Linked DNA regions of Mus musculus: region 2 is linked to region 1. Evidence: chromatin loops called from intact Hi-C (ENCODE). Cell type or tissue: heart. All regions are shown on one strand.

The links. Hi-C counts contacts between places; a loop is a spot of excess contacts. Peaks named below come from ENCODE experiments on the same cell type or tissue, not always from the same donor. Only the 100,000 strongest peaks of a DNase experiment are listed, where the experiment ranks them.
Region 2: a loop joins it to region 1, with 2.3 times the contacts of the local background. A loop is called at or near these places in 5 of 42 quality-filtered maps.

What each region holds. Positions count from the first base shown.
Region 1 is chr3:95,770,807-95,773,306 of GRCm38, reverse strand. It overlaps Rprd2 (regulation of nuclear pre-mRNA domain containing 2), which reads left to right. Exons shown (of 11, transcript NM_001368178.1): 10 at 1,111-1,311. Among named protein-coding and RNA genes, the nearest start is that of Tars2, 17 kb to the right of the region's middle. In heart, a CTCF peak has its summit at 1,097 (motif pointing right); no DNase peak of the experiment used is centred here.
Region 2 is chr3:95,674,861-95,677,360 of GRCm38, reverse strand. It overlaps Adamtsl4 (ADAMTS-like 4), which reads left to right. Exons shown (of 18, transcript NM_144899.3): 17 at 106-250; 18 at 392-1,160. The coding sequence ends at 528. Gm52627 (a long non-coding RNA gene) reads right to left here. Exons shown (of 2, transcript XR_003954671.1): 2 at 1,119-2,500. Among named protein-coding and RNA genes, the nearest start is that of Gm52627, 3.9 kb to the right of the region's middle. In heart, CTCF peaks have their summits at 436 (motif pointing left) and 1,366 (motif pointing right); DNase peaks (open chromatin) are centred at 360, 1,770 and 2,340; H3K4me3 peaks cover 1,246 bases; H3K27ac peaks cover 2,500 bases.

The sequences.
Region 1 (2,500 bases):
CACAAGAAAAGTCATGTGCATCAACTTTAATGGCTATTGTAGTATATGGTAATTCTTGTTATTAGACATTACTATGTTTTCAGCTTTTCATTTTATAAAGAATACTGAAGTCCTTGCCATGCAAACCTGATGAGACCTACATTGAATCTCCAGGATCCATGTACAGGTGGCAGGAGAGATGTGACTCCTCAAAATTCTCCTCTAACCCACATCATCCACACACTAGCAATGATAATAGTGACAGGAGGACTGTACTGCACACGCAGGTGCAGAAGGACAGACAGAAGCATTGTATCTCATCTGCACCCTGCCCAGGGTAGTATTTGGGGGCATGTGAACTAGATGTGCTACCACCTGTAACCTGAGCCCTGAGGAAGCCAAGCAGGAAGAGTAAGAATTGAAGGCCAGCCTGGGGTATATTGTGAGTCCCTGTTTAAAAAACACAAAACCAAAAGACAGCATGTAGCTTTTTAAATTGTTATCTAAGAGTATACTATTTTATATACCTAGTGTTTGGAAATTTAATTGTTCCTAACCTTTTCCATTGTCACGTTCAATCTTGAAAAGATAATATTTTAATTAAAGTTTTTTTTTTCATTTGTTCACTTATATTTATTTGTAAAACATCTGTTCATAGTGGTTTGGTCACATTTTAAGAAACCAAATGTTTTTCTTGCGTCTGCGTTTACCTTTTTACTGTGCTTTGAAGTGTAACAGTGTAAAGGAATTTATTTGTATAATGTCACCTTAAAGGCTGTGTAAGAGGAAAACCCTTGCCACTCCCATAGACATGCAGTGAAGGTGCTCTGCATTGGTAGTGCCTCTGATCCTGTCGTCCTGCTGCATTCGCTGAGCAGCGTGGGTGCAGAAACAGATTGCCGCTCTGAAAACCAAGGAATGTGCATGAAAATAACATAGTGCTTGTTTGTTTTAAGAATATTCCAAACAGAAACAACAGTTCATATTTTCAGATGTTTTTCTTTGTATGTGTCAAAATGGGCACTGTTTGTGGATCAGTCAACCAGAATTACTATTAAACAATCTTTCATTGACTGGAAAGTGTCATGAATTGAGTATTGCATTTTCTTGAGTTCATCTTTCTGCCACCAGGGGTCAGTTCTGCATCAAGACCTTCTCCAGGAATTCCTACCAGTCCCAGCAACCTCAGCAGTGGCCTGAAAACACCTGCACCTGCCACAACACCATCTCACAACCCTCTGGCAAATATCCTGTCAAAGGTGGAGATCACCCCAGAGAGCATTCTCTCTGCTCTTTCTAAAACCCAGACACAGTCAGCCCCTGCACTCCAAGGTAAACTGACATGTGCCAGAGGGACTTGAATTGTGAATGTTTGTCTCCAGGGTAACCTTGAATTCTAACTCAGAGGAATCCAAAGTCATGAAATGTACAATACAGTTAATTCATTACTGTCTTTATACTTATCATTTATGAGGTAGCAGTTATAGAATTGAAAATGTCAACACTAAAACAGACTCTAAATATTATCTAGTAACACCCTCCCATTCAGGTAAGGAGACCAAGCTCATGAGGTGATGTGGTTGGTTAAGGTAATGCGTTCGTCTGATGTGTGATGAACTGAGACTAGAAGCCAGACTTGTTGGTTTGCTAATAATATTCCATCCTACGGCAGGGCACAACTGTAGCTTACATTAACCCTAGCTCTTAGTGCAGGGTAGTGTGTGTGTTGAGTTTTAATATTATAACCTATATCAAACATAACCTATATATCTTGTTTTCTCCCTTCTGTTTGTAGTCTCTGCCTCATTTAAACTTCTATTTTTTGCTTTCTCAGTTGTCTTGTATATACAACTGCCTCAGTTTTTCATGAATCACTTGATCTTTCAATTCTTATTTTCCAGATTCCTACACAACCTTCTTAAACATCTCAGTATAATGATGCAGTTAATTGTAAATACCAGATCTGTATCGTTGCTAAAGCCAGGGACTTCTAGGTGACACTTAGTAATAACTAGAGATACTTTTGTTTGTTTCAACTGGGACAGAAACTCCTAAGCACTAATGGGTCAATGTCAGAGAAATGTCGTTGAATATCTTATAATGCATAGAATAGTCTCCAACCACAAAAAAATGTATCTATGCTAGAATATCAGCAGCGATAAGGTAAGGAACCCTGTCCTTATGAGTAGAGCATATAAATAGCTATTACTTTCTGTTCCTGAACTGTTCTGGGACAGTCTATTACTATTGCTTCTTCAGTAGTCATTCAAAGAGAGTTTTATTTTACAGAACTAAATAGAAGATCCAGTGACCTTCTGAAACCCTTCTCTGTTGGAACTAGCAATTAAGAATTGATGTTTCCAGTAATCCCAATTCTTAGAAGACTAGATCCCCAGTTACAGGCTAGCCTATGCTGCAGTGGGATGTTACTGTTTTTTCGTTTTCCTTTTTCTTTTTTTAAAGATTTATTTTATTTACATGAGTGCACTGTATTTTTTCTTTTTTATGGCACAAAATATTG
Region 2 (2,500 bases), 96 kb after region 1:
TTCCTGGAGAATGTTCTACCACAGTCTCTCAGAGAGGAAGTGGGTGGCCTGGGGAGCAGCCCTGAGAACGTTAGACATCTGATCAGATGGCTGTGGTCTCCCCAGTGTTCTCGATCCTGCCAGGGAGGCATGCAGACGAGGGAAGTCCAGTGCCTGAGTGGCAACCAGACTCTCAGCTCCCGATGCCCTCCTCACCTGAGACCTTCCAGGAAGCGGCCCTGCAACAGCCAACCCTGCAACCAGCGACCAGGTAAAGAGCGTCCCACCCACCCCAGTAGAGGGGATGGAGTTGGACTATGGGCAGATATGAGAAGAGCTGGTGGGATTGGGTACCACGCTCCCAGAGGGGATGATGTCAGTCCAGTCTTGTGCCATTGACCTCTGTCCTCAGATGACCAATGCAAGGACAGCTCTCCACACTGCCCCCTGGTGGTACAGGCCCGGCTCTGCGTCTACCCCTACTACACAACTACCTGCTGCCGCTCTTGTGCCCATGTCCTGGAGCAGTCCCAGCTGGAACCGGCTTGAAACGGGTCCCAGAGACCCTGCCTTCGTGGTTTTCTTGTGCCACCCACTGACTAGCCCGCTCTGTACCCTCTGGCTTTTCACCTGGTCTCAGCCTTGCCAGAGGGATCCTCCAGGGTGAGAGACCTACAGTGTGATAGCTCAAGAAGTGTACCTGACCTGCCTGGGGGTCTGTCCTGTGTATGTTTATCACTTCCACAAAAGCAGCTTGAGAAAGAATAGGAAGTGGGCGGTGCCTGTATCCCTCATGCTTTTCTGGGCTGGGGAGAAAGGGGGAGAGAGCAAGGTTATATTTCCACACTAATCTGAGCTACATAGTGTGTGTCCCCCAGAAGTTCCAGGTCTGTGCCCCAATCCTCGTCTCCACATCTTCTAAATTACCCTGTTGTTCCCATCCCTGCCTTATCTAGTCTCTGTATTCCTACCTCCCTCATTAGCAGGGGCAGGGATCAGCCACTGCTACCCTACCTTACTGGGGAAGGACCACACCTCTCCAGGGCAGGGACCACTTGTGTCGAGGGTGAAAAAGAGAAACGTCAGCATAAGACATCCTAGCCCCAGTCGCCACTTCACACTGAAAATGATGCCCACCCCAGAAGTAATTTATTTTTTATTAAAGTTGGTTTTGACATAAACATGCTCTTCGTTATGTTCATGGGGACCCCACCATCCGAGCAATGTGAGGCCAGATGTGGTGTGGGAAGAGGAGCGGCATTTAGGGATGGGAGGAAGATGTGGTCCTCATGGGCTGTGGAGTGAGCTTCAAACCTGGGGCAGTCTGGATCAAGGGCCTAAGATTCTGTCCCACTACAGATCTGCAGATGGCTTACTGGCCACTAGAGGCCGCTACTTTTCCCAGTTTAGGAGCAGTAATGGGTGCTTGGATCCCAGCAGAGAGCCTGTGGTGGGCTTTTGGGTAGGCTCTTCCTGTTGTCTCTAGGAATCCAGCAGAACTTTTCAATGCAGGGCTAAGCTGGCTTGTGTGCGCACGAGCGTGGGGCATGCATGTTGCTTTTCAGGTTCTCTCGCTCTGGCCCTGTCTCCTCCTCTTTTACCCACTTCCCTGCTAGATGCCTGCTTACTGCTTTCCATGGGTGCATGGGGTGGTAACTTTGCCCCCTCTCTTTGCTCAGCAAAATCATAGGAGCTTGGCCCGCATGACTCTGTGACTGCAGGAGGAGGGAGGAGGGGCCAAGGCAGGACCAGATGTCCTGCCAGAGACACATTCCACAGAGATGTCTCACCAGGCCTCCTCCCTCCCCCACCACTTCCCTCTCCCTGTGTGTTTCTTTCAAAGTAAATAACTTGTTAAAGGTGGAGTGGACAGCCTTCTCCAGGGTCCTCTTCCCTGGCCCCTACAGTTGGTTCTGAGGCCTGACTTTCTTGCTGCCGATGCCCCGCTGGAGGCAGCCTTGTTCTGTCTGTGCCTCTTCAGACAGGCTGAGTATGGCCATTAGTAAAAGCCTGCAGACAGTTTTACTACTATTTTCTGAACACAGCTACACTCCTTGGATACCAAGTTCCCCTAAGAATAAAGTTGTTCCACTGTAGCAAACCCTTTGCTACATTAGAAGGGTACAAAGCTCCCTGCCTTGGGACTTAGGCTGTCCTCCCGCTGGATGTGGCTGAGCAGGAAGATGACAGCAAGCACAGTGTAAGGGGACTGAGTGGGTGACAAAGGAGGGGAAGGAAAATTAACCCCGGACAAACGGCTGAGGCGCCTGCTTAATATATCAAAGTGGACCTGACAGTCAACAGGTTCTCCCAGCATCCCTCAGTCGCTGTTACAAGGGTATGACTGGCACACCCTGTCTCCCAGCCCACGGGACTGGACTGCCCCTCCCTTTATAAGCAACCGTCCTGGCTACCTGCCCCTTTTGTACCTTTGGCCTACTGGTAGCTGGACCTGGTTTCTGCTCCCTTCCCCTCCCCCCTCTCCTCACAAGGTCAGGATCACTCTGAACTCTCCCAGATG